Regions from separate parts of the Mus musculus genome. Here regions 1, 2, 4, 5, 6 and 7 are each linked to region 3. The links are chromatin loops, found by intact Hi-C in ENCODE. Cell type or tissue: left cerebral cortex. All regions are shown on one strand.

Region 1 (4,000 bases), 290 kb after region 3:
ACCCGGTGTAGTTCCAACTATTTGCCCAAATGGCTTTGACTCAAGTGGCATGGCCGGTGCTTGTCCTTGTCAGACAGAGCCTCAAGTGCCTACCTATCACGTGATGCCCTGTGTCTTTCTCTGCTCGCCCCCATGACCTCACAGTGCCTAGACACTTCCTGCTTCTTGGAAAATACATTAGCGCCTTGCCTGGTGTAGTCATTTACATTGATGTTGCAGAAGTCCTGGGGCCCGGCTGTCTAATTCCATCACCTAGCTGTGCCTACCACGGAATTGTGTGTGGATATATTTTCAAAGGGTGGCTGCTTTGTCATGGTAGCTCTGTTCTTCTCCAGGCTTTTGGCTCATAAAACTGTTGGTGTGACAAGATTTGACTTGTGTCCGGTCCTTTTGTTCTCAGAGGCCAAACTAGCAGGACAGGGACCAGTTCACCTTCCTTAGTAAGCTGCCCCTGACTTGGCAAGGCTTTCTCCTAAGATGACCGACGGTCTTGGTTTGCTGGGGACTGAGAGGTCGTGGGGAGGTTTTAAACCTGAGAAGTTGGTCACAGTTCCTACCAGGAATTCTGGGACCCAGAGTGATAAAAACCTCAAGTTTAAAAGAAACAGGTCACGTGAGTACCAGCGCCACTCAGGCATTAGCTAGGGACTACCCCCGGGGTACCAATTCCGCCCAGGCCATCACAAGTGCACCCATGGAGCTGGCCCGACAGCCTGAGAAAGCCGCCAGTCAAACCAACACAGATGTTGGCACTATCCAGTGGAGGACCCGAGCCAGATGTGCGCATGGTCTCCTAGCAGAGTTCATCTGTGTTGCCTGCTATCCCAAGCCTTCTGTAACAGAGAGTGACCAGGAAGGATGTTAACAACTGAGACTTTCTAACTTACAAAGAATAGAATACCTTCTCTTCCTATGGGACATAGTTTAAAATTAGGATGCTGAACTGTGTTTAATTAAACAGCATCCATAAAATGTGTTTATTCAACAGGCCACAGCTTCCAAACTTGTCTCCCCCAAACAAGTATGGGGCTCGTTTGGACATCACAAAGCAACTCACCTTTTCCCCCAAACTGGTGACCCCCACAGTGGTCAATATTGATTGTCAATGTGACCTGAACTGGAACCACCTAGGAAATGCATCTCTGGGCATGTCTATGAGGGGTTCTCTAGATTGGCTTAGCTTAAGTATGAGACTCGCCTTCACTTCAGGTAGGACACCCCACGGACTGATGTCCCAGGCTGCATGAAAGACAGTGAGTAAGCTAAGTACCACCTTCCACGAGCCTCTGCTTCCTGGTTACAGATGTAATGTCATGTGACCTGCTGACAACTCCCCTGCCATGTTCAATTGCACTCCCTTGAACTGTAAGACAGAAAGAACCCCACCCCCTTAAGCTGCTTCTTGTCAGGAATTTTGGTCACAGCAACAGGAAACGTGATCAATACAAGCCCTTAGCAGACTGCAGGGGAAGTGGTTGACTAAATTAGGAATTTCCCACCAGCCCCCAAACATCGCAATGAAGCACTATCAGTTCCCACAGGAATGCCAACAGGCTGAGCTAAAGCAGTCGGTGACACCCTGATGGCACTTCCCCCTCATGTTCTACTGACCCTCCTGTAAAGGCCAGGCCAGGATGGCGGTGAGGACCTCCTTGTCCCTCACACTGGTAAGGATGCACTAAAGATTAAAAGGGACTCCTGGGCTAACTCCAGCATCTCCGTAAGACAGGAACTGACCACACCCGGGATTCTGGGCATGATAACAGCCTGTACCCTGCAGGGCACTGTTGCCTATCACACCATAGCCTGAGCTCCCCGTGAGCTCTCAGGTCCCCTCATCCTGGTCTACCAAGAGGACTCCAGCCCCACCCTGTCAAACTCCATCATTCTGCTGGAAGCCCCAGCTGCACTCACTCACTGTGACCCTGGGAGCATCCAGCCGGAGCACACCCAACGTCCAGCCCAGGTCTAGGGTCTTGGAAGAAGAAAGGGACGCACATGCTCTATTGCACAATGAGCCCTGGATCATCTTAGTGATATGTGATGCAAAGGGCCCTTTCCTATCCCAGATACCTAGAAGGTGGGCCAGACCCCACTTTAAAACCCGGCTCAGCCGACAGTAGGGAAGCTGTTTGCTATAGCTTTCTCAGCCATCCTAAGACAAACTGGTCCCAGAAAAGCCTCAGACCTCAGATCCAGCGGGTAGATACACGTTCTGCCAGGCGTTGACACCTTCCCTGTGTCACCCCACTACCCCCCATCCCCACCCCCCCACCCCACCCCACCCCCACCCCGGCCTGGGTGACTTCTGAACCTGGAACTCCCTGCTGGAAAGCAGGAGCTGTTTACCAGATCTCTTCTGCACTCAAGTTGGCAGTGCCATCCTGACATCCAGCAGAGGGCGCTGTGGGTGTGCACTGCCTTCCCAGACCAGGGCTGTACACAGCCTGGGTATGGGAACTGAGGAGCAAGCGTAAGGATGGTGCCCCACGACCCAGGCTGTTCCTGTCAACCACCTCTCTCCTCTCTGCTAAAACCAAGCACTTTGTAGCAGCCCAGAAGCCGGCTGACAGGCGCCATGTACAGAGCTGTGTGTTCAGACCCCAGGCTGGCTGACCTTTGCAGGAGAAAGTAACTATGTGGTCCTTGCCTGCTTGGCCCATTCCTCCTCCTCTCCTCCAAAATATTTGCACCACTCCCCACAACCTCAGGCAATGCCTACTTCTTTCAGACAAACTGCCCAGACGTCCTCTCAATAGTAACTTCCTATTTTATTAGTGGTGAGGGGGAGTGGTCTATGTCTTCCATTAGACTAGGAGCTCCCAACTCTAACTCTCTCTCTCTCTCTCTCTCTCTCTGTGTGTGTGTGTGTGTGTGTGTGTGTGTGTGTGTGTGTGTGTGTGTGTGTGTGTGTACTGCTGCATACCACCCTGCCCCCATCAGATTGGAGGCCTTTCACGGGCAGGGATTTTATGTCCTTCATCAGACAGGGGTTCTCAAATAGAGCTCTGTCTCCTTCATTGGCTATGACATCCTTCAAGGCAAAGCTTCTCCCACTCCCATAGCACCCGTGTAAGCACTGGCTTCAGTCAGTGATCAGGTTAGGACCATCCTTTCTGTCATTCACTCCAGAAGGGACCTGAAATGACTCAAGCCCCATGATCTTTGCATACTGAGTATAAAAAGTTAGATATACCAAACATCACCAAATTCAGGGCGAGAAACGGAAGGGACAGATGGAATTTTAAGAGTGGAGACCTTTGCTTGGTGTCTCAGTCTCTGTGAGCCCCCATGGGCCAGGTGAGTTGTCCCTGTAGGTCTTGTGTCGTCCTTAAGCCTGCGGGCTCCTAATCCTTCTCCCGACTCTTCCACAGGACTCTCTGAACTCGGCCTAATGTCTGGCTGTGCATCTTTGCATCTGTTTCCATCCGCTGTTGGATGAAGCCTGACTCGGACTCTGTTGCCTGTCTTTGGATCCCTCTCCCCTAGCTGGACTTAGTGCAGGAAGATGAGCTTAGTCCTGATGCACCTCGATGTGCCGGGCAAGGGAGGATGGAGGTGAGAGTGTGGGATTGGAGGAGAGGCTGCAATCGGGATATAAAGCGAATGAGAGAATGAGTAAATGAATGAGTGAATGAATGAGAATAGAAACCTTGGCTTCTCATGCGTACCACCCTTCACTCTTCCCTGACATATCCACACCGTCACCCCAGACTCTGCTCAGATCCCTGCTGTGCTATGCCAGCTGTTCTCCCTGCCTGCAGATGATGGCTTCATATCCAGCCTCCACACTGCAACCAGGGAAGACTCAAGCATCCTCTAGGCTCCCTCTGCCTCAAGAGGGAAAGTCTGGACTCAACCTCACAGGCAAGATCTCTCATCTGGACTGGGGGTCCCACTTTCTGGTCACTTCTTATGTGTCATACCCGAGATCTTTCCCTCTATTGACAAGCCATGTCACCTACTAAACCTAGAAGCAAAATGAAGTCCCTGCCTGCAC
Region 2 (4,000 bases), 530 kb after region 3:
GGCATTACACAGACTGGAACAAATGCCATGTGACTGTTCATAGAATAATGGCAAGAAAAAAGTGCCCATACAAGTTACTTGTCTTGTTTTGTTTAGTTGTTAAAGACAAGGTCTCAGGCCAGGCATGGTGGCACACTCCTTTAATCCCAGCACTTGGGAGGTAGAGGCAGGTGGATTTCTAAGTTCAAGGCTAGCCTGGTTTACAGAGTGAGTTCCAGGACAGCCAGGGCTAGACTGAGAAACCCTGTCTCAAACAACTTACCCTCCCTCAAAGAGAGAGAGAGAGAGAGAGAGAGAGAGAGAGAGAGAGAGAGAGAGAGAGAGAGAAAGGTGAGAAAGACTGTCTTAGGCAATGAAGCAGAAGCAGGCTGCATGAGAACCCTGTATCAATGTGCCTCCCCACTCTTGTGTTTGCTATGTAGGTGGCCCCTCCCCTCCCCCCCATTCCCCGCCCTCCACCTCCAGATAACTACATTCTTTTCCCTCACAGGCAATTTTTACACAGAAAACCAAGCGCGTGTCTGACCCACTGGACACTCGATGCTGGCAGGGCTTCCGTCTGGAGGATTATCTGATAGGGCAAGCCATTGGCAAGGGTTGCAATGCCGCTGTGTATGAAGCCACCATGCCCACGCTGCCCCAGCACCTGGAAAAGGCCAAACACCTTGGCCTTATAGGAAAGGGCCCGGATGTCGTCCTGAAGGGAGCAGACGGGGAGCAGGCTCCAGGGACTCCCACCTTTCCCTTTGCCATCAAGATGATGTGGAATATCTCGGTAAGGATGGACTGTCCTCCTTCTGAGCAGGCACGTCTCAAAGAGATTGTCTTTGGGGACTGGGGGAGACTTTCACAGGCTTTCCACAAGAAAGCCTATGGGGTTAGGCTTCTCCTGTCTTATGTGAGCGTCTGATTTTTTCGCAAGTTCTGATGGTGCCGCCCAGGCTTCTGTTCTGTGAACTACTCTGAGCAGCAACTGCCTAAACCACCGGTTTCTGAGCTGACGCTTAGTTCATCTGAGGTCAGCCATAAAACCGTTCACTCCTCCTTCCATGACTGGCTTCTCTGGCCAGGGAGGAGCCATGGTCTTCTCTATACCCCAGCATGATCCAAAGCTGTCTGTCCCCTCTCTGTGGTCAGTTTTGAGCTGGTGGTGACAGAAGACATCCCTGGTGGCAAGCATCAAGGGCTCTGAAATCTTGGCCTCTGTTCATTCCCAGGGCCACTTAACTACCAAGAGTTCGAGGTATAGCAAGCGTTCTCTAAGTGGTACCTTCCGCCGGTTTCGGGGAGTAGATGGTTTGGGCTTGCCACGTTAGAGGTGTTTATCTCACCTCGATGGTCAAAGCCAGATCTAGGTTGCCATCGTCTTGGTTCAGATCCCACAGGTCTGTTTAATCACACGTGCCCTGTGGCTGTGTTTCAGGCAGGTTCCTCCAGCGAAGCCATCTTAAGCAAAATGAGCCAGGAGCTGGTCCCGGCAAGCCGCGTGGCTTTGGCTGGAGAGTATGGAGCAGTTACTTACAGGTGAGCACTCCTTTGCCCACCGAGCAATCACGTGCTCTTTGAGAATAAACGTCTCCCCAGCACTACTACGCTGCACAGTTATCGCGTGATGTCCTGTAAGAATTTTTGATTTGTGGATAAGTTAAACTTGTGTCACACCGGCTAATAATGATGCTGGTGGCTGATTCCCATGGGTGCAGGAGTAAACACCAGCCAAAGAGGCCCAGTTCAGAAGGCTAGGCATTGTCCTAATTCTGGCAAAGCAGTGTGTGGGTGTAGCGCCACCTAGTGGTAAGCCTTTGTGACTGAGGCGCCACCTAGTGGTTCACATGTACTGTCTCCACGGGCGGGAACACTATTGACAGTGGCTGAGAGCCTGAAGTGCAAACTCCCGTAGCCCTAACCCTTCTACTTATTTCTATGACTTTCTTAGCTGCCTGGCTTCGGTCCTATGTGTCTATTCGATTTTTCCAGGTTTCTCTGGTTGACAATTGGTTCTGTATTCTACCTCTGGTGCCTGTGCCAAGGGTACTAGCTGAAATTCTGCTGGGTCTCCAGAGACACCCCCCCCCCCAGACGACTCATGGCTCATGCATGCCCACTTGGCCTCTGTCCGGAAACCTCGGACTCTGCTCCTTGCTGCCTCTCCCACCTCAGGTCTCGCCCTTGCCTGTCTGTACCCTCCCCACTCCCGAAAGCTCACCCCGTCTTCCTCAGAAGCCAGAGCTCTGACTTTCTGCATTGCTCAGGCTGCAGTCTCTGCACACTGCAGACAGACCTAACTTGGACCAAATCTCCCATCTCCCCACACTGCCTTGAAGCTACTATGACACCTGCCAGGGTGCTGCCAGCCTCCTGCTGAGGTCCTGACACTCCGTGTCACCATTCACCCAGGGCAAGGACAGTGCTACATAGTGCAAGGACCCACTCCTGTGACACAGAGGGGCAGTACAAGAACACACATGAACTAGGCCCCAGGACAGGGCAGTTATCCTCCCAAACTTGGCTCATCACTGGGGACTCCTCCACTCTCCTCTGCACCCTTAGCACTGGTGCTCCTCTCTGTGGCTCTTCTGGTCCTGCAAGCCTTTGCTTCCAGTCGCCTTCCCTGTGTCCCCTAAGAGAAGTGACCTACCTGCCTGTTCCTTTTCCCAGCAGCCATCAGGATCTCAGATGAACCCATGAGCACCCTGACCTTGGTTCCTAATGCCCACTTTTGGTCCAGTCAGCTTTGGCAGAGAGGCAGAGCCACCCTGTCCACAGTGCTTTGTGGGGCCCTGGCTGTGGGGCATCCTGCAGGGGTGAACAAGGGCCACCAGGTGGCAGCACTACAGCGAACTGCATCAGTGTTGGGGACTCATTTGGGAAAGAGGATGCTAGTCCCTGTGAAGGGGGAGATGACTTGGGCTGGGTCCCTGTCCTCAGAGAGCTAAAAGAATTACTCTCGTGTTGGATCTCAAAGCGGCGACTCTGCTCTATACATAGTTCCAGCATTGTAGCTAATGCTTGGCTCTCTGTGTGACCATAGTAAATGCTAACAGAGCATCAGCCTTGCTGAGTCCCTGTGCTGCTGAGCACGACTGTAGTGCTCTGTGCGTATCAACCGCCTTGTACAGAGCATCGCTGAGTCTGTATTTCCCACTCTGCCCTGAGCTCAGAGGGAATGAGTAGCATTGCCCAAGGACTGAGTGTGGCAGTCGCCAGGGTCTCTGAGCCACTGTGTTCCACCATGTGAGATGGATAGATGGGCCAAAGGGTGGGCTAGAATGGGAGAAGTCACCCCTGTTGGGGTGCAATAGCTGGAAGAGAGCAGACCTGCAGTGGATATGGCAACTCTGCCTGAATGGGTGCCTGAGGTGGTGGCCTTAGCTCGTCTGCCCAGCACTTGTCTCTGATGCTGGCCCCATCTGCTGTTCCATTTGCCTGAACAGAAGATCCAGAGATGGTCCCAAGCAGCTTGCCCCACACCCTAACATCATCCGGGTTTTCCGCGCCTTCACCTCATCTGTGCCCCTCCTGCCGGGGGCCCTGGCTGACTATCCTGATATGCTGCCCCCACACTACTACCCAGAAGGCCTGGGCCACGGTCGCACACTGTTCCTCGTTATGAAGAAGTAAGTGGTGGTGCTTGTGTGGGGGCGGGGGTAAGGATCGTGCAGCAGCCTCTCCTGTCCCATGGGAGCTGGTCTGTGCTTGGAGCACAGGGAAGAACAAAGCACGCAGAAATGAGAGCCGTGTAGGAGAGAGCTGGGTTAGAATGAATGATAGATCATCTCATCTTCCAGAATGTGCGCTTGGCACCTTGGTAGCTCCTCCCTCTATGGCGTCCTCTTTCAGTGCCAGCTAACTTCAGAGACGGCGCTGAGGAGTTGGGGAGTGACACTGGCATGGCTTCTGAGATTTGGGGTCAGGGTGGATGAGATCTGAAAGGATGCCTGGGAATAAAGATAGGAGAAACTCCAGAAGGGGAAAGGCCCAGTCCTAGCACGGAAGGAGG
Region 3 (4,000 bases):
GAAGGGGCAAAGACTGCCCTTTAGTTACTGTATGTCCATTATAGATCCCACCTCTGCCTCCCATTGCGTAGGGACTTGGATAGATGGGTTGGGAAGCTTCCTCTGGGGGAGAGAGTGATGCGTTCACAGGGAGGCTCTCAATAGGCTGCCTGCCATCTCCCCGTAGCAGTGGGGAAAGGAAGAGGTCATGGTAGATGAGTGTGACCCTCATAGCCCAGGCCTAATATGTGACCCTAAATTTGGTGATAAAAGCTTATAACTGAAACCGAGTGAATTCAGTGAGAGAGTTGCTGCTGGCGTTTGCAGAGCTGCAATGTGGAACATTCCAGAAGGACCAGACTGCTCACCCAAGAGTGTCACTTTTGGAGGTATGTGTGTGGGAATCCCACACCTTAGAGACAATGAGGTATAATTTTTGATTTGAATGCAGAAGCTTCTAAAAATATTGCAGGATGGAAAATACTGCCTCTAAAAGAGTCCTTACAAGAAGAAGGGAAGCTAGGCAGCTCACGGATGGAAAAATTCCAATCTTGTAAACAGAAAAAAGGATGGATAAGTGTCTGCGTGAAAGGCAAAATTAGTGCTGTTTAAAAGAGCCTGGGGGGCGGGCGAGAGGGCTCAGAGCACCGGTGAGGGGGTTTATAAGCTGAGTGATTCCTGGAACCCACATGGTGGAAAGAGAACTGATTCCCATGGTGGTCCTCTGACCTCCAAATGCAGATCTGTACACAGACACACACACACATACATACACAGACACACATGCACACACATACACACACACACACACACACACACACACATGCACAGGCATACAGACAGATAGGCAGACAGAAAGACACACACAGACACACAGGCAGACAGCCAGACAAACACAGACAGACACACACACAGACAGACACACATACACACACAGACACACACACATAGACACACACAAACACACACACACATAGATACACACACAGACATACACACACACAGACAGAGGATTCCTATGGTCCCATGCCATGTAGTTAGTACAGAGTACCTGCTTGTAACCAGATTTGCTCTGTTTCTGGGGGTCAGGAGAAGTTTAGCCCATAGTGCAAGGTCACAGAGGGGCTATCTGTCACCTTCTCCAGGCTGTATGGGCAGCTGGGTGTGACTTGATCTGTGGGACCATAGCTCCTGACCCAACGCTTCCATCCTGAGCTTTCCTCTCTCCATAATCCCTCCCCCCTGCTTTTCTGCAATTCTCCCTTTGAATGAGAGCTCTTTTTCTATCTCAGACTGGCCTCAGATTGGCAGCCCACAAGCCTCAGCTTCCTGGGTTTATTTATGGGCCTTTGCCACCAAGATGGGTCTCCGCCTGTCTTATCTGTGGCCAACACATGTTCATTGTAAACAATGTCTTACCCCCAAACCTATCAATATTCCTTTAGTGCAAGGTTTAGTGGACAGTTCTTGGCTGATGGTCATTTGTAAAGATTTCTCCTTCAGTAATCCTGAAACGTCCCAATGCTGCGAGCCTTCAATACAGTTCTTCATGCTGTGGTGACCCCCCCCAACCACAAAATTATTTTCCTTGCTACTTCATAGCTATAATTTTGCTACTGCTATGAATTGTAATATTGATATCTGATATGCAACCCCTATGAAAGGGTCATTTGACCCTCAAAGGGGACACAACCCACAGGTTGAGAACCTAAGGCCCAGGCTTAGCCATTTTCCTGGCTAGCATCTTAAAAGGCCCAGTCAAACCTTTAGTTGCAGCTATTCACAGTTCAGACTCCAGGTATTACAAATTCTCAGAGGGAGCTACGATATGGTTTCTATCCTTGGAGAGTCTCAGGGGCACCTGGAAGATAATTTATGCCACCCATCCCAAGCTGCAGGGAGGCCCAGTGCCCAGTAGATGGCAGCATAGGACCGTCCAGCCCCATCTAATGGGGACGTGTGCTGAGTGGGGAAGACTCTGGGTTTCACATTGCCTTTTCTCCCATCTTCACCACCCAAATTACACAAGCCAACATCAGAGGGACAGTTCAGAGCTCTGGGTGGCCGAACATCTTTTCTCAAGAACCTGCAGGTGACATTTTACTACTTTCAAACTTGTGGCACAAAGAAAAAAACAGCTAATCACTTTATATAATAAGGGTGCCTGTCCCCTGTGTGGAGGGGAAGAGAAGAAACTTGCCTCAACCGTAGACGCTTAAATCACACCGAAATTCAGCCATTAGGTTTATTCCGCAAAGAAAGGGGCAAGAGGGTCTGGGGCTCTGTGCTCAGAGATTCATATCACTGGGGCAAATACAAAGGAGAGTCAGGCAGACTTGGATGGGCTGGTTTGCCTCTGGGAAGCAGACAGGTGCTCTCTGGCCAGTGTGAATTTGTGTGCTAAGTGCTGCCCACCGCACACAGAAACTTGTCTGCTGAGGTCTGAGGACTGCAGCCACATCTATCTCCCCCCCGTTCTTAGGTTAGGAAATCTTTCTTCCTGGAAGTGGCAAATGGTTAAGGGATCAGAAGAGCGCATATTCCTTTTCACTAAAAAAAAATCCAAAAGGAATTTCCTATTACAAGGTTTAACTCCTTGTTTGTTGTGATTTGAGGCAGTTCTCATCTGCCTGCCTCTGCTTCCTGGGTGCTGAGATTAGAGTGTATACCTCCACACGCAGCCAAAATCAAATATTTAACACACACGTTGGTTTACATGTGTTGGTCAGAGAAAATAGAGATCTAGGGATAACGGCTCATGTCTGAAATTCCAGCCCTCAGGAGGTCGAGGTGGGAGAGTCATGGCCAACCTCATCTGCCTGGACGACAGAGCGGGATTTTGAAGGGAACAAAAAAAAAAGGAGAAAGGAGAGAGTTTTATTTGGAGAGTTGTTAGTGTCATAGGCAGACAGGAGCATAGTGTAGCTACGGTCTCTCTCTCTCTCTCTCTCTCTCTCTCTCTCTCTCTCTCTCTCTCTCTCTGTATGTGTGTGAGAGAGAGAGACAGAGACAGAACAGGAGCGGGCAAGTGCCAAGCCTTCCCTTAGATACAATGAGGCATTGTTCTTAAAGATTTCTGAGAGACAGAGTGGATCCCACATCAAGAAGTAGCTGACTTAATAACTAACAACACAGTGTGTCTGAGTCAGGTGTCTGGAGTTCAAGAATGGTGGGGGGAGGGGACAGTCCACTCTAGTGAGGGTTTGTATGTGCTTCTGTTTGTGTGTGCTTTTTCATTTACATGCATTTTCATTTGCATGCATTTTATGTGTGTATGCATCTGTCTGTTTATATGTTCTCTGTGAGTTTGTGTGTGAATGCGTGTGTCTGTGCATCTGCACATGTGTGTTCATGGATGTCTGTGTGTTGGTGTCTCTTTGCGGGCATATGCATGCATGCACATTGTGTGTGTTGGTTTTGCATGTGTACACATTATATTTATGTGTGTCTGTGTGCCCTAATGAATTTGTGTGTGAGCTTATGTTTGTGCACACATGTAGGCATGTGTGTGTATACAGGCATATATGTGTTTGTATGTGAACATTTGTATGCTTGTGTGTTCTTGGTGTACGTGTGTACACATGTGTGTGTCTTTTGTGTGCATGTGTGGGTTTCTTTTGCATGAATTTGTGTTTGTGGGTTTTTTTTAACATCTGCATGTTGGTTCCTGGGTTTGTATGCATGTGTGCTTATGAATGTATATTTTGTGTGTTTGTGTGATTTTGTATTTGTACTCCACATGTGAGTTTTTGTGTGTGCATGTGTGTGTATACATGTTTATGCGCATGTTTTCAAATGCCTGTGTGCTTGTGCTTGTGAGTTTGTGTATGCATTCAGGTGTGTTTGTTTGTGCATGTATATATGTGTTGATGTTTGAATATGCATGCGTGTTTGTGTGTTCGTGCTGGTGATTTGTTTGTGTCTGTGTGTTTGTAATACCCCATTTTTCAGAGCTAGCAATGAAACAGGACAGTATAAAATAGCAGGAGAACAGTATAAAACAACTTCAAAATTATTCATA
Region 4 (4,000 bases), 300 kb after region 3:
TTTTGCAGGAAGGAAAACTGAAGCACAGGATAACAAAAGACTTGCCCAGAGTCACATGTCCAGTGTGCTACAAAACAGAGATATGAACCTGCTCAGGCAGGTTCCGGTGTCTGTGCCTCCTGCAGCTCAGCTCAGTGGCCTCTCCCAACTCAGGCCTTGGAGAACACTAGCCAGTGTGGGAAGTGTTGGCCTAAATGCGTGTCTGCTTAGCTCTGGGTATTTTGAGCAAATGAATTTTTTTTCCTGTAATTTTCCCTTGGGTTGATGTTTAGATTATGGACAAATCGGGGTAGGCCCAGATGGTGGCTGGGAGGTAGAAGGAGCCCTGTGGGTTTTTTTAACTAATTAATTAATTTTAATTAAGATTGGCTTTGTGGCACGTGACAGGGAGAACTGCTGTGCATCTATCTGGTCAGCTGATGGGGGCAAGAGAAAGGAGAGGAGAGAGGGAGGCCACAGGAAGAGTGGAGGGAGAAGAGGGGAGACATTCATGGGTAGGAAGAATCAAGATGGAGCATGAGGAGAGAAAGAAGAGACAAAACGCAAAAGAAAAGAGAAGACATGCTGATTCACAGAGTCCTCTCTAAAAAAACGGAGAGAAAAAAATAGAAAGAGCCTCTGCCCCCTCCCACCCACCCCCAGCATCCTGCATACAGGACACTTCCTGTCCCAGCTTTGTCCTCCCAGCCTAGAGCAGCTAACGGGTGTCCTTCCTAGCAACAGGTGAGACCCTGTTAGCACAGAGCTCTTCTGAGATGCCTGGGGCAGGGTCAGAGATTGGTCCTGCCTAGGAGCACAGGAGTCTTAGCCCCTCCCACCTCTGGTCCCCATTCTAGTCCAGCTCCTTGCCAGATACTTTTCTGTGACGGCTGGGAACAAACCCGTCCGTCACCCACCGCTTGCAGCCTCCACACTCCTGCTCCCTGCCTGGAACTTCAAATGAGCCTGACACAATTTCTCTGCAGCCGCTCTCCCCCTGTCAGATGGCTCAGCCTGCACAGGACTCAGCTCTGCCTCATATCTTCAGGTTAAAAAAGGAGCAACAGCAGCCTGGATCCTGCCTCTCTTCATATGGGAGCATCAGCCCAGCGACAGAGCCGAGAGTCACTGGTGACACTTCAGCTCTGAGCTGAGCCCCGGGGCTTCCTTAAGGGCATCCGGATAATATAATCCCAACGTCCTAAGCCTAGTGGACTCCAGTCCCATCCAGGCCAGCCCCCACCCTCACCACAGGCCTCTCTTAGCCCCTCTAGGATGAAATTTGGGATGATGTTGCCATGGCGACCGCGGTACCAGCAATCGCTGTTCATTATTTATGCTCAGGGGATAGAATTATATGACCTGGAACCAAAAAAAAAAAAAATGTGCAAAGCGACTGACATTATGCAAAGAGCGGAGTTGCCCTCAAAACAGAGGAACTCAGAAAGCCGTCCAGCACCTTTGCTGGGCCTCAGCAGGCCCTACCTGATAAATGGCACACCTGCTGAGATTTGGGGGAACTAGATGACCTGACTGCCAGGCAGGTTCTTAGAGACAGTGATGCCTCCGGAAACTACCATCCTTCTCAGCATGGGGCGGGGTCAACAGAACTACCTTCCTTCTGAGCATGGGGCGGGGGCGGGGTCAACAGAACTACCTCCCTTCTGAGCATGGGGCGGGGGCGGGGTCAACAGAACTACCTCCCTTCTGAGCATGGGGCGGGGCGGGGTCAACAGAACTACCTCCCTTCTGAGCATGAGGTAAAGGGTCAACAGGGCATCTCAGAAACTCCGGTTTAGATCATGACCCTTTGCCAGAAGCCAGGAACATCAGCCAGCCTTTTGTGAAGGCTGCCATCCTCCGTGGAATGCACTGGCAGGACCCCAAGTCCTCTGTGCACCCACCACCTCCTCAATGCAGCTCTGCTCTGACCTAGCCTGTATCTATGCCCAGGAATCCCAAAACTATAAAAAATTAAATCTGAACATAAATGTTTGTCTGGGGGAAAAAATACATGACTTAAACACTACTTTTCCTCCCTGAACTCTGCTTTCTAACGAACGTTTAAGATTTTTATTTATTTGTATGCGCTTGGATGTTTTGCTACATGTGCACCACATGTGTAGCTAGTACCTATGGAGGCCAGAAGGGGGCGCTGGATAGTACTGATGTCTCTGGCAGAAGGCTAGTGTGAGAACAGAATACGTTGAGGTTCCTAGGGACCTGGCACACAGTAGGTGTGCAGTAAAAAGCAGTTGGTTGACTCCTTGGAGATTGGCATTTACCTTTCAGTCTACAAAAGTTACCCCCCCCCCGTATGTGTGTTTCTGTGGGGGGAGTCTGTCTGTCTGTCTCACTCTGTACGTCTCTGTGTCTCCCTGTGTGTCTATGTCTGTCTATGGGTGTATCTGTTTCTGTCTCCCTGTGTGTCTGTCTATGTGTGTATCTGTCTCTATGTGTCTGTCTCTATGTCTCTGTCTCTGTCTCTGTGCATCTGTCTGTATGTCTCTGTCTCTATGCCTCTGTCCCTATGTCTCTGTCTCTATGCCTCTGTCTCTATGTCTCTGTGCATCTTTCCTGGCCAGCCTTGACTCCCCTGGAATGTCTGCCTCTCCCTCCCCAACAGCTGTACCAATCCTCCCCACCCCAGACCCCCTGGACCTTGCCTGAGGACCCGCCCATAGGTGGCTCCAGAATTCTCAATGGAGCCAGAGCTCTGCCAGCTGGCCCACCTCTCACCTCCCTCAGCATCCAGAAGCCGTGTCCCTCCACCTCAGCCAAGGCTTCTCTGATCCCCTGCTGTCACTCCATTTTCCAAACCAATGTAGCCTCTGCTGCAGTCAGAACCTCTGGGTGGGACTACCACCACCCTCTGCCAAAAGCCAGGAGCATGTGGGCACACTCAGCCCAGCCAGCGAAGCCAGCTCCGGCACCCCAGCACGGGGGCAAAGAGCATCCTGCGATGAGTCAGTCCCCACGGTGCCTCGTGTTAGACATGTTTTACCTCTGATGAGTCCGCCATTCTTGGCACCTAAGTCGCAGCGCAGAGCAGAACAGTCGAGAGAACAGTGAATATTTTGTAAGAGCCAGAGGCTCTGAAGGCCTGGTGGGGTGATGTTGGGGAGAGAGAGAGAGAGAGAGAGAGAGAGAGAGAGAGAGAGAGAGAGAGAGAGAGAGAGAGAGAGAGAGAGAGAGCAGGAAGGGGAGAGGAGGCAGACTTGAGGGGTGTCGGTACTGTGAAGTAGGGGTCGACGTGAAGACGTGAGCTAAGGTTCCCTCCCTCATCTTCTTACCTCACCTGTCGCCTCTCTGTCTTTCCTTTCTCTTTTTCTTCCCATTTTCCCCTCTCTTCCCTGCTCCCGCCCTTCTCCCTTTATCTCTCCTCACTAACTTATTCCTGTTATCCTTTTTCTTTTCAACCTACTCTTTCAAGTGGTTTTCCTTTTGCTCTTGTTCCTTGCTGAGCACCGTGATGGGTACCAGGACCCTGGTCTGCATTCCCACCACGACAAAGCTCATCCCATCTCTCTAACCTCACAGAGGCCAGCAGAATCAAGCCCAGCCTCCTTCTGACAGATGAGGGCACCAGGCATCCAGGCAGAAACCAAGTGTTGAGCAGGTGTTAGCCTGGAGCATCTCAAGTGGAACGCGCAGTCCTATCATGTCGGAAGCACAGCCCGTGCTTCACCTTTACCGATGGCGGACCAGAGGCTCGAGGAGATGTGTCACCTGCCTAACACCACCCCACCTGTACACGGCAATAACAGGAATCAAAACTAGACGCAAGTGGCTCTCGTAGCCATGATCGATTGTGCCCCTCGATGGTGAGAAACAGCTCAGGGGTTCTCAGAGCAACTGAACCCCTGAACCATGGGGGAGAAGTGGGAAGCTTGCTGCCCCCCTCCCTCAGCAGCTACAGGCTGTATTGTTCTTGTAACTCGTCAAGAATAGCCAGTATAGGGCCTGCCCGCCTGACTCCCTGTCCTTCCTTCCTTCCTTCTCTCTTTTTTGAGACAGTCTC
Region 5 (4,000 bases), 140 kb after region 3:
CTGCCGTGCTCCTCATCTGCGTGTTTCAGAACAGGCATCTCATTACCCTAATAAAGACAACACGGTCTTTGCAGCAATAAGCCAGGCAGGTACACTCTGCTTTTCCAGGTACTTTATATTTTAGAAGAGCAGAAACACACACACACACACACACACACACACACACACACACACACACACACACACACGAGATGGTATCAGTAATACAAGACTAACACCCGGCAGACACTAGGGAATGTCTGGGAATGTGTGATGGAGGTCCCTCTGGGGGGCTCTACCTATGAATCTACCCAAGAAGAAAAACAGAAACATAGGATGAAGGCAGCATCTGTCAATCACAGATACCATAGCCCCTCAGGGGTGGAGTCTTTATTGCCCTTAGCTGACTCTTTTTTTTTTCTTCTCTCCTTTAGGCAAGCACTCTGTAAAGCTGTAAGCATGAGTGGCCTTCTCTCCACAGCGTCCAGCTCTGACCTTCCACCATTGTGGCAGAGCCCTGCAACATGGCTGCCGCTGGCTTCCTAGCCTGCCTAGATCTAGAGAGCTGTACTCTTTACACGGGGGACCGGGCTGCTGGCAAGGCTCACAGCCAGCCTAAGGGAGCCTCGGGAGAACCGTTGGCATTTGGAGAACATGTCTTTCCTCATTTAATGCTTTGCCTACACTTTAAATGATGGCATGTCAAGATGGGGGAGGAGGGGTGTGCTGGGTGGGCGTAGAGGTCCCCTGTGCAAGGCAAATGACATTTTCTCTGCTTGGAGGAGATGGCAGACTTAGGAAATGCTTAGTTGACTGGTTCCTGTACCAGCTTGCTATGTCCCCCGCCTCCCAACGCCCCTTTACTGCTTCTGACCAGTGAGTGTCTCTACACTATCCCACTCAATAAACTTGACTTGGATTGTTTTTTGGTTATTGTCCCAAGTCATCTTATTTACACGAGTAGACTCCAAGGGCTCAAGCACCCCCCAAGTGTGCATTTTGTTTGTGTTTTTCCTCTCCCTCTCTCTCCCCCTCCCCCTCCCCCCTCTCTCTCTCTCCCTTCCTCCCCCTCTCTCTCTCCCTCCCTCTCCCTCTCCCCCTCCCCCCCCTCTCTCTCTGTGTGTGTAGGCACACATATGCCGTAGTGCAGATGTGGAGGCTGGAGGATAACCCTGGATGTCCGTCCTTGACTTCTGCCTTGGTTGGCACAAGGTTTCTTTCTTCTTGTTCACTACCTGAGATCTTCCAGGGACTCTCCTGTCTTCATCTTCCACCTCACTGCGGGAGTGTCAGGATTATAGACATGCGCACTACCGCATCCAGCTTTCTGTGGGTTCCAGAGTCAAATGAGCGCAGCAAATGCTCTACCCACTGAGCCACCTCTCCAGCCCAACGCCCGTTTCTGCTATTAGGAAAAGATAACCTAAAAAGCACACGGTTGAAGGGCAGCTGAGAGCCACTTGCTCTTCGTGTGGCATAAAGGTGGGGACATGCGTATCCCCTGGGTCCAGACCCCCAAGGCTCCATCCCAGGTTCCCCTTCTAGCACCCGTACCTATTGAGACAAGTAATTTCACCTTTTTTTAATGTCCCAAGGTTTAAAAGGAGGGTGTTACCTCCCAGCGCTGAGGGAGCTAAGTGCATGAATACTCAGGGATACCCACTGAGCAACACTGCAAGAGAGGCTTTTAGTCCCGGTGCTTGTCTGTCTGTTTGTTTGTTTTAAATAGAGGTATGCTTAAGACATGGTGAAAGGTACTTTTGGCCTAAGAGGGCACTCCCGGGCCCAGTGAGTGACCAAGGTCTTGTCCACAACCCATTCTGTGTGTCAGAGCTCTCTCTGCTTTTGCCCTCACAGGGCACCCTTCTTGGTCTCTCCTTTCTAGGGACAGGTCACCCTAAAGCGCCACCTGGTGTTCTTCCCGGTGCTTCGCCAGCACTCACCAACCTGTCTGCATACCAAGATTAAACGGAAGAGAAATGTATGTTGAGCAGCTGGGCTTTGGTGCGGTAAAGGCCCCGCCCCCTGCAAACCAGCCACTGGCCCTCAGACAGGAAGTACAACCTTTGAACCCTTCATCAGGTGGCATCTGTGGCTCAAGGTTTGAATGGGCAGTAGAAAGAGGAGAGAGGGAGGCTATTGCTCTGATCCTGCATTGTAAGGAGATGCTCACGGACCTAGTGGCCTTCTGTAGAACCTGGGGTAGATTCTTAGCTGGCTTGAGGAAGGACCATGGAGAGTCAGAGTGGCTTGGCCAAGGTCACGTGGCCAGGAGCAGGGAACTGCGAGACACACCCAATGCCTAATGCCAAGTCCTGGTCAGTGGCTCAGGATGTCTGCAGTGGGTGGAGGGCAGGAGGACATTTTAGTTGTGACCAGAAAGTCAGCCCTATCAGTCACCACCAATCTGTGTGAGGAAGAGTCTGCAGGTGGCTCAGAACTCCCTGGCTCCCACCTCGAGCTGAGAGCCCTGCTAAAGAACTCAGCGGACACTTCAATTCCAAGTCCTAATGCATATCCATTTGGTTATTGCGAAACTAATGAGACAATTTAATGGTGTTTACGGCCTCCTAATCATCAATTATGCAATTTTCATGTCAAGGACAATTTCTGCTATAACTGTTCACACTGAGTCTTGAACGGAGGGCTGGCACAGAAAGCATAGGACAAGTCTCAAGAAATATTGTCTGTGCCCCAGCCGTCCGAGCTGTGGGTCTCAGTAGCATCTGCTATAGATGGCCCTGGGAGCAGGGGCTGGCTTTTGATTGATGGGGCGGTGCAACTTTCACCTACCACAAGCAGGAGCCTGTGAAGATGGAGCAAAGAAAAAGCTTGAAGGTGACAGATTCTGGGTCCCCTCAGAGCTGGGTACGGATGTGGCAACACAGGGATTTTATTTCTCAGACCATAGGCAAAAAAGAAAAAAAAAAAACTTAAATCCAACTCCAGCTTTTATTTGCATCCATCAAGTGTGACCTTTAGAAATGTGGTAAGGCTAGGATAGTGAGTGGTTCATGACTTTAACACCAGTACTTGAGAGGCAAAGGCACGTAGAGCTCTGTGAGTTCAAGGCCATGATAATCTACATAGTGAGTTCTAGAACAGCCAGGGCTACATAGTAAGACCCTGTCTCAAAAAGAATCAAACACACCCAGGAAGGATTGAATCACATAAAGAGACACACTCAGCTAGCACTGTGCGTTTGCTCTGTATTCCATCCCAGGCTAGGCTGTGGAGACCTCTCCAGGAGATGCAGAACTTGAGTGCATAAAGGTGCTATAGCAGGCTTCAACACAAAGGGGTGTCATAGGCTGAATCCTGGTGACTAAGGTAGGCAGGGAGGAGCGCGTGGTGAATTTGAGGCAGGAGAGGTGCGGCCTGCCCTGCCAGGGACCAAAGAACTCAGAGCAGCCGGGGCATGTCCTTCCTGCACAGGTAGGTGTGACGGCACAGGACCCTTATTGCCACATCAAGGGACATGGACTTGACCCTGTAGGACAGGGGATTCAGCATTGGTTTTGAAGACCGATGCATCACAGTCCAAACTGGAAGCTTGTCTGAGAGACGCACTCCCCAGAGCTCTATGGAGGGACAACGAGGGTAAGATGGGCTTGTTGGAGTCAGATCTGGGGGGACATTCCATAACCTTTCCTGAGAGGAAATGCAGAAACACGTACTGACCGCAGATAGAAAGGGCGCCAACCACCAAAGGAGTTTGTCCAAATCCAGCTTGATGAACTAAAGGTGATTGGAATTGTTTCCAGGATCGTAAGTGACTCGGGACAGCTAAAATACTAGCAAGCCCTTTGGGAAGCTGACTCTCAGCTGCATCGCTGAAGAGGCCACCCAGAGTATGGCTGGCTCCACTAAGGCGCCATACTACCTAAGGTTCCCCGCCCAGGAAGGGGAGGAGTTACGGGAGGGTTCCCCGGTTCCCCACCCAGGAAGGGGAGGAGCTATGGGAGGGCATACTGAAGGAAGACTTCACTGAAGAGCATCTCTGGATAGCAAAGCCTCACCT
Region 6 (4,000 bases), 51 kb after region 3:
ACTGTACATTTGATCAGCTTGCCCCTCTTCATTACAGATCTGCATAAGATCAGTGTTCTATTGCTGTGAAGGGACACCATGACCACAGCGACTCTTGTAAAGGAAAACATTCAATTGGGGGTGGCTTACAGTTCAGAGGTTTAATCTGTTATCCTCACAGCTGGAAGCATGGCTGCATGCAGGCAGATATGGTGCTGGAGAGGTATCTAAGAGTTCTACATCCAGATCTGCAGGCAGCAGGAAGGGGATGTCACACTAGACCTGGCTTGAGCATCTGAGACTTCGAAGTTCACCCTCAGTGACACACTTCCTCCAGGACCACATCTACTCCAACAAGAACACACCTCCTAATAGTGCCAGTCCCCATGAGCCTCAGGGGGGGGGGTAGGGCATTTTCATTCAAACCACCACACCTCCACTGTTTAGCTATTAGGAGGCAAAACCAGGTCTGTGAACTTCTGACCAGTGGCAGTTCTAGTGGGTGAGAGGAGCTAACTTACCAGGCACCATCGCTGCTGGGTCACACCCACTTGCCACAGGTTCTACCAAAGGGATGTGGCTGTAGTTTCATACCTGCTAGGGGTTTCAGCCTAAAAAGCATTCAGACTCTCCAAAGAATAGCTATTGATTTGGGAACAGGGCTGCATTGCAGTAAGATTATGAATGCTGAAACCTATTTGAGGAGGGTGAGCTAAGGGGAAGTTTAAATTAGCAGGAGAGCACAACACCTTTACATAAGCTGCTTAGATACCAAGCTCATTGGTTGTGGAAACCAGAGGCAAGAGCTGCCGTCTGTTTATTGGTGGAGATTCTGTTGCTAAGCAAGCCTTCTATGTAGAGCATCTTGCCTGAGCTGTCGCAGTCTTAGAGAAAAGTCAAACTTTGTCCCAGGTATCTGTGCTCACAGGCAAGGCATGGGAAGCTTGGAGTGCATACGGGACGAGAGAGAACTTCTCATCAGGGTGAGAGGTTTAAAAAAAACCTTCAGAGAGAATTTAGCTTTAACATCCAAGCACAGTGTCCCCAAGGTACCATTGGCTCTAATTTTGTTTAGATTTGGCTGGAACTCTCTCACTTTGGACTCTCCCACAGGTGTGGGGGAGTCAGGAGGGTGGCTCTGGACTCAGCATCCCCATCTCTCACCTCGACAGGTGCTGTCAGATGCACGACCGTTGTTATGGGCAACTGGAGGAAAAAGACTGTGCCATTCGGACCCAGTCCTATGACTACAGATACACAAATGGCCTAGTCATCTGCGGTAAGGGTGGCTTCTTATTCAGCCTGGGAGTTCTCTGCCCGAGAGGTGGGCCTGCCTATATCTTGTGAAGCAGAGTGAGGTTGAGGGACACAGGGCTGTGACAACCTCTTTAGACTTCCAGGAAAGGGAAGTCCCAGTTGAGACTCAGTATTCGCCAGTACTGTGGGCTTATAGACTTCCTCTCCCTGGAGAGAGTTGGTTTCATCTTCTTTACTTCACAAGTGTAATGACAGCTCAAAGGTTGGCCAGTGTGCAACAGGATCCCTGCCCAGGCCCCTAAATCCAAAGCCAGTTGCATCCAGGTGCATCTCTATTGAATGCCTCCCACAGAAACTGGTTCCACCCTCAAGCTAGGCACTCTACCCAAAGGGGGTGTGTCTATGGCACCAGGCTGGGGACTCCCTGAATAGAAATTTCAGTCATGATCAAGAAGAGCTGAGCATCTAGTTCTGCAGCGGGACTCCTCCCTCGGATTACACATCTCAGTTCAGGACCTGAGGCTCTTCCATTAGATTATGTATGGCCCCGATTCAGAGTCCTCCTCCACACACTATGAGATCCCTCAGAGCAGGACCCAGACGGGGAGTCTATGCAGACTAGAGGCCATCCTCTGATACGAAGTTGAACAAGTCAGCATTGATGGGTCCAGTCTTCCTATGCTCATTTTGTCCTCGGCATCCCTTTTTGCAGAACACGACTCCTTCTGTCCAATGAGGCTCTGTGCCTGTGACCGGAAGCTGGTCTACTGCCTGCGGAGAAACCTCTGGACTTACAACCCTCTTTACCAGTATTACCCCAACTTCCTCTGCTAATGTCCGCTGTGCGCTCTGCCCTGGGGGCACCTCCCACGGTGGCAGTCTCCCTCTGCTGTATTCCTGATGTGTCCCGCCTCCCCCACAAGGTCTTGGATCTGCCTTCCTCTGTGCACCAGTGGACTGGACAGAGCCCCCCCCCCCCCCCAGGGCTACACTCTTCCCTCCAGAGTCCGAGGAAGGGACTTTGATCTAGAGTTGGCAGACTCTCAGGATGGCTGAGCCTGCACTTGCTAAGTTGGCTCTGGGCCCTGAAGCTCCCCCGGCTCAGGCCAGCCGTGTTGACTTTTCTTTCAATTTCTGGAACCCAACTGTCATTAGCACCCTCCAGAGACCTTTTACTGGAGGAGAAGCCAAATTAACTCTATAAATCTGCTATGTAGATATTAAATAAAACCCATTCTCAAGGCTAGAAAAACACCACCCCAGCACTTCCTCTGACGGGGCTGGGGTGGGATTGCCCACGCTTTTCCAACCCCCCCCCCCCCCCGAGGCATCTGTATGCTCTCGGGGATGGAGGTCAGGAAACAGGTGGGAGCCTTGACGCCTTGATGCCTTTCATGGTTTGTCTTGAGTTCATTTTCTTCAACCTTAGGCTCCTTCAAGCCAGACCTGGGGTTTATGTTTCTTCTGGAGGAAGATGAGACACAGCCCTATGCCACCTTGAGCTCCTGGCTAGAGAGGGCAACAATCAGCTCCCAGCCCTGGCTTCTGGCAGCTGTATGGTCTTTTAAACCTTTGGATAGTCCGAATCTCTCTGGCTCTCCTCAAAATATAAAACAAGGCTCCTTCCAGGAGTATACTGGTGCACACCCCAATCCCAGCACCTGGAAGGTGGAGGCAAGAGAATCGGGAGTTCAAGGCCAGCCTCTGCTCCCTAGCAGGGATAGTAGCCTAGACTATGTGAGACTGTGTTTCAGAAAGGACCCTGGTACAGATACAGGGGAGCTGGGGTTCTGAGATGTCACTCAGTGAGAAAAATGGTTTAAATAAGATTCGGGGGGGGGGGGTAGAGATATATCAATGGCGGAATGTCTGTCTATTTTTCACCGAGTTAGGGGCTCTGAAAATCTCAAGTCATCTATCGCTTTATAAAAGACAGAACTTTCTCATAGCAACAAGACAGGAGGAAGAGATGTATTCAACAGTAAAGCAGTGTCCTTCCGGAGGAAGGGTCTAGGCTTCTTCAAATGGAGCTCCAGAATGTGCACGGGACACATCCGATCTATATTTAGAGACCTTTAGTGTTCAAACATTTTCTAAATAAAGCTAATTATATGAGACTACCCTGAATTCACATGTTTTGGTGTATGCTAGTGACTATATTTAAACAATACTGGAGTGGGGCTCACATGCTGGTTTTTAACTCATGAAAATTTCAAAATTGGGGTGGGGGGTGGTGTGCTGGGGAGATGGCTCTGTTGGCTCACTTCAAGCAAGCATAAGGACCTCGAATGGATCACCAGGAAAAAAACCCAAAACAGCTGGCCATGGTGGTATGCACTTGTAATCTCGGCAGTAGGGAGGTGAGCCAGGCCTCAATAGCCAGCCAGGCTTACCGAGTTAGTGGGTCCTGGGCCAGTGAGAGACCCTATTTCAAACAAAGCAACCAGCAATAAAAGTTCCAAACAAGAAGGTGAACCACACTTGGGGAATGGCACCTGAACTGTTTTACACACACACACACACACACACACACACACACACACACACACACACACACACACAGAGGCACACATACACAAACACATGCATAGGCACACTCACATGCACACACACACTCATGCATACATGCATGCATGCACACACATATACGCATGCATGTACTTCCCAATGCATGGCAATGAGCACAAACATGTACACTCACACACACTAAACATATATACTCACAACACACATTAAAAAGCAAAAACAAAACAACCCCCCCTTT
Region 7 (4,000 bases), 100 kb after region 3:
GACTCTACTGTTGTAGGACCCAGCTCACCTGTACCTCAACCCCCCTCCCCCTGTCTCCACAGAATACAACATCTCTTCCCCAAACTAATAAAAACCCTCCTGTCTTGGCTGCCACTGCTGGGTCCTTCTTAGGGTCAGGGTGGGTACAGGGATGCACTCCTAGGTCTCCAGTACCGAGGAAGGCAGGTTCCTTTACGTGTCACGGCTGGCCGAGCTCCATCTTTCCCTCACCCCTATGCTTGTGGGGAGATACGGCCCGGTGAGGCTAAAGGCACAGCTGAGAAGGGAGGAAGGTGATGCCCAGGTGATGGACAGGGGCGTGGGGACCCACCACTCCATGATGACAACCTGTGTGGGCTGCTTCAGGCATCCACCTTGCCCGGGGCACTGTCCCAAAGTCTCTGAAGCCACAGCTGTGCTCCGAATCATGCAAACGGCCATCGACTACCCCTCCCTTTGTGCTTCCACACTGATGTGCAGCAACGAGTGGCTGAGGTGCGGACACCGCCCTCTTTTAGGGCTGTATCTCTGGTTGTCCCTTCTGTGATGGAACCTCTGGCCTAAAGGTCACAGCCTGATAGGGCAGCCAGGAAAATGGCAGCTATCTTAGTGAGCTGAATGAGGGTGGGAGGGTCAGAGAGAGGCAGGAAATCAGTCTCCTCCTGGTACTAGTTTTGAGGCCAGATGCCTCAGATAGAGAAAGTGGGGCAGCCACAGGAAGCCATGGAGCAAACCCATCTAGGTCCCAGCCCCTGCCTCCTCTCCCATTCAGGTTCCTTTACGTCTTCTCGTCTGGTTCCTGAATGGGCACAGTGTCCAGAGGCACGAGTGTTTGTCCAACTTTGATGTCTAATGCTGAGACAATCATCACGACCAACAGGCAACTGGGGGAGCCCAGGGTTTATCTGCCTTATGCATCTCTGTCACCGTTGATCATTGAGGGAAGTCAGGGTAGGGCTTTCAGCAGGGCCAGCGGCAGGAAACAGAAGAAAGCAGCTCTCTAAGTTGCTCCCTATGGCTTGCTCAGCTTTCTTTCTTATTCAACCCTGCCTAGGGATGGACCGGCCCACAGAGTCTGGACCCTCCCACGTCAATCACTAATCAAGAAAATGCCCCATAGGTACCACTGCTGGCCAGTTTGATGGAGGCAACATCTCAGTAGAAACTCCTTCTTTCCCAACTGTAGGATGTGTAAAGTGGACAAAACCAGCCCAGCCCAGTGTTCCTGGGGGTATGGGGGAAGAAGTTCCCAAGGGAGGGGAGGCTGACACACACAGCTTCTGTCCCTTGCCTCAGTCCTTAGTGGAGCAGCCTTTCTGCATCGCAGACCCAGCTCATTAGGAGATTCTAGAAGAAGACAGAGACTCTGTATCCTTAGTGTCTCCTGGGTATGGCCTCTGTTCCCCAAGAGCCCAGGCCTGGCGGGTGAGGAAGGCCTTAACCTTCACACACGGTGCTCTGTGGTATGCCAGTACAGATGAAGATGTTCCAAGTCTGGTGGGGAGAGGGGCGTCCCAGGGATGCCCAGAGGCCATTCGGGTAGGGCTGGGGAGAGAGGAAGGGCAGGAAAACCAGGACCTTGAGGTGGGCTCCTCACTCCCACAGTCTGTCTCTCCTTTGTTACTCCGGCTCAGCCTTTCTGAGCCCTGAGGTTGTCTGCTGTGCACCCCCACCCCCCAATATCTCCTCACCCTGGCACATCAAGTGTCTGTGGGGCTAGGTGCATCCTCTCCCACTGAGGCCAGATTTATGACTGTTTTTCTAGGACTTGGGTGACACCTGGTGGTCAGTATAGGTCACACCTGGTGCTATTCACCACATTGGCTCCTCTGCTGTGGAACTACAGTGGGGTCCCTATCCCACAGACAGATCTCACCCCAGGCAGCCAATGTTCCCCTGGAGCAAAAGGATATTACCTCCACCATCTTTTCATGGACACCAATACTACCTCTCAAAACCGCCAGACGTTTCAGGCAAAGACAGTGGACTAGGTGGTACCCAGCTCAGCCACTGGCTGGCCACAGGACCCTGGGCAAGTCACATCACCCCTCCAAGTCTCAGCCTCTGCACTCTGCGACTGGTGAGTGCACAGCAGAGGTCTGGGAGTCGGGTGGGACTCAGGTCAAGAAGGCGCATGACCTAGTACAGGGTCTGGCATGGAGGACAGAAAGGGTTGGAGCTGGTGATGACGCCTCTGGTTCTGGTGTTGATCACCTATGGGTCTCGAAGTCAGGTAGGCAAATAGGAGCAGGAAGAGGAAGAAATGGATTGGCCATGACCTTCCCCACAAACAGAAACCTGGCAGAGACAACGCTGTGGATTAATGAACCAGTCTGGTCCTGATTGGGGGGTGGGGTGGGGGGAGTTGAAGGGAGCTTAAGGAGGAGGGAGTGGGGGGACACTTACTTCCCAAGCTCACAGGCCCCTTCGCCCTGGGCTGGGCTGGGCTGAGCTGGGCTCCGTGTGCATACAGTAGGTACTGGGCTGGGCTGGGCTGAGCCGGGCTCCGTGTGCATGCAGTAGGTACTGGGCTGGGCTGGGCTGAGCCGGGCTCCGTGTGCATGCAATAGGTGCTGGGCTGGAGCACGGCTATTTACTCAGCCCAGCCTTGACTGTGAACACAGCCCTTCCTCCCCCGAGGCTGGCACAGCGACACCAGCTGTCAGGCTCCCCAGTTGTGGCTTCCTAACGAGCAGCTGATGCCACTGTGACTGTGACAAGCAAGGTTCTGGAGAGAAATACTGACATTTCCTAGACTCAGAGACAGGATCCTGGCAAAGCCAAACCAGACTTCCCTGTAAGGGCCACCACGCAAGAGCAGCCCACTGAGCAGGAGTCAGTCAAGGAGTAACTGAGCAGCTACTATATGCACACTGTGCCCCAAGCTGCCTTATCTCTCCAGCTTGGCAGCCGCCTGAGCTGGGCACTCTTCACCGTTTCCTTTATAAGTGAGGAGGTTAACTCCCAGAGAGGCCACATAAGTTAGTCATTGTCACCCAAGAATTGCCCCCTGACTCCATTGAGCCATAACCTCAGAAAGCTTCGCATCTAATAGCCCTCTCCTATAAAGGGGGATGTGTCTTAGTTGATTTTGCTGTGACAGAGTTCCTTCCTGGCAGAGCTACTTAAGGAAGGGATTGTTTGGGGCTTTTAAGGATTTGTTTGAGGTCATACACAGTCCATTGTGGTGGAGAAGGCATGGGAGCCAGAGCTTGTGGCAGCTGGGTATGTTGGCCTACAGTCAGGGAGGAGGGAGGGAGGAGAGAGGGAGGAGGGAGGAAAGAAGAAGAAGGAGGGAGGAGGGAGGGAGGGAGGGGAAGGAGGGAGAGGGAGAAGGCTAGCGACCAACTACCTTTCTCCTTTACCCCTTTTTATTCAGTCTGGGTCCCTAGCCATGAAATGGTGTCTACCATATACAGAGTTGGTCTTCTCTCCTCAAACTACCTCATAAACACCCTCAAAGGAGCACTTGGAGGTGTGTCTCCTAGGTGATTCCAATCCAGATGGTTTGTAAGGAAGTAGACATCGTGGAAATGAGCCAGATTTCAAATCGGGAGACCAGGCTTGCCTTCCGGCGCGCTGCAGACACAAGCCTTCATTTCCACTAGTGATCCAAGAGTGAGTCACCGAGTCCTAGGGTCTCTCCAGTGATCAGTGAGACCGTGCACGAAAAAGCACACTGGGTGACACACACACCAGCCACTCACCACAGTGAGAAAACTAGAGGAGGAGGCTGGGGGAGGTCGCCCTTATTCCAGCCTCTCTCCCTTCTAGCCAACTCTGAATCACAAGCCACTTCTTTTGTGTCCCTCAGGCACAGCCAGAACCAGGAACATGGCTTCCTGGGTCCAAGACTGACCTCTGAGCTCTCCCTTTCCCAGTTCTGCTTCATCTAGGCTCAGCCTATGAAGGGGAGTTCCTGGACATGGTCAGGTTCAAGCTGTTGGGCAGCAATGCCAGCTGGGTGACAGAGACCAGGGGGTTGGACAGCGCCTGCCTT

The links. A loop is a pair of places that touch in the nucleus more often than their neighbours do. Peaks named below come from ENCODE experiments on the same cell type or tissue, not always from the same donor. Only the 100,000 strongest peaks of a DNase experiment are listed, where the experiment ranks them.
Region 1: a loop joins it to region 3, with 2.3 times the contacts of the local background. A loop is called at or near these places in 4 of 42 quality-filtered maps.
Region 2: a loop joins it to region 3, with 4 times the contacts of the local background. A loop is called at or near these places in 5 of 42 quality-filtered maps.
Region 4: it touches region 3 in a loop (4-fold over the local background); 4 of 42 quality-filtered maps call a loop at or near these places.
Region 5: it touches region 3 in a loop (7-fold over the local background); 18 of 42 quality-filtered maps call a loop at or near these places.
Region 6: a loop joins it to region 3, with 2.0 times the contacts of the local background. A loop is called at or near these places in 4 of 42 quality-filtered maps.
Region 7: a loop joins it to region 3, with 7 times the contacts of the local background. A loop is called at or near these places in 35 of 42 quality-filtered maps.

Annotation. Positions count from the first base shown.
Region 1 is chr4:138,560,595-138,564,594 of GRCm38, reverse strand. It overlaps a transcript of Vwa5b1 not described here. Among named protein-coding and RNA genes, the nearest start is that of Vwa5b1, 61 kb to the left of the region's middle. In left cerebral cortex, a CTCF peak has its summit at 2,412 (motif pointing right); DNase peaks (open chromatin) are centred at 1,467, 1,795, 2,406 and 3,838; H3K27ac peaks cover 2,024 bases.
Region 2 is chr4:138,317,513-138,321,512 of GRCm38, reverse strand. Pink1 (PTEN induced putative kinase 1) reads left to right here. Exons shown (of 8, transcript NM_026880.2): 2 at 491-775; 3 at 1,424-1,524; 4 at 3,435-3,617. Among named protein-coding and RNA genes, the nearest start is that of Mir7019, 3.3 kb to the right of the region's middle. In left cerebral cortex, CTCF peaks have their summits at 1,799 (motif pointing left) and 2,816 (motif pointing right); DNase peaks (open chromatin) are centred at 1,796 and 2,834; H3K27ac peaks cover 295 bases.
Region 3 is chr4:138,849,580-138,853,579 of GRCm38, reverse strand. It overlaps a transcript of Pla2g5 not described here. Among named protein-coding and RNA genes, the nearest start is that of Gm32930, 12 kb to the left of the region's middle. In left cerebral cortex, a CTCF peak has its summit at 1,890 (motif pointing right); DNase peaks (open chromatin) are centred at 436, 1,331 and 1,903; H3K27ac peaks cover 2,613 bases.
Region 4 is chr4:138,545,373-138,549,372 of GRCm38, reverse strand. No RefSeq gene overlaps it. Among named protein-coding and RNA genes, the nearest start is that of Gm32549, 51 kb to the right of the region's middle. In left cerebral cortex, a CTCF peak has its summit at 2,120 (motif pointing right); DNase peaks (open chromatin) are centred at 232, 942, 2,124 and 2,913; H3K27ac peaks cover 2,767 bases.
Region 5 is chr4:138,706,740-138,710,739 of GRCm38, reverse strand. All of the region lies in intron 4 of Gm32770 (a long non-coding RNA gene), which reads right to left. It also overlaps a transcript of Ubxn10 not described here. Among named protein-coding and RNA genes, the nearest start is that of Ubxn10, 17 kb to the left of the region's middle. In left cerebral cortex, a CTCF peak has its summit at 1,886 (motif pointing left); DNase peaks (open chromatin) are centred at 655 and 1,891; H3K27ac peaks cover 473 bases.
Region 6 is chr4:138,798,610-138,802,609 of GRCm38, reverse strand. It overlaps Pla2g5 (phospholipase A2, group V), which reads left to right. Exons shown (of 5, transcript NM_011110.4): 4 at 1,152-1,258; 5 at 1,949-3,363. The coding sequence ends at 2,070. Among named protein-coding and RNA genes, the nearest start is that of Pla2g5, 19 kb to the left of the region's middle. In left cerebral cortex, no CTCF peak of the experiment used is centred here; DNase peaks (open chromatin) are centred at 785, 1,159, 1,653 and 2,291; H3K27ac peaks cover 2,867 bases.
Region 7 is chr4:138,746,645-138,750,644 of GRCm38, reverse strand. It overlaps Pla2g2f (phospholipase A2, group IIF), which reads left to right. Exons shown (of 5, transcript NM_001360875.1): 5 at 1-112. Among named protein-coding and RNA genes, the nearest start is that of Pla2g2f, 9.0 kb to the left of the region's middle. In left cerebral cortex, CTCF peaks have their summits at 1,787 (motif pointing left) and 2,654; DNase peaks (open chromatin) are centred at 1,783, 2,680 and 3,576; H3K27ac peaks cover 2,345 bases.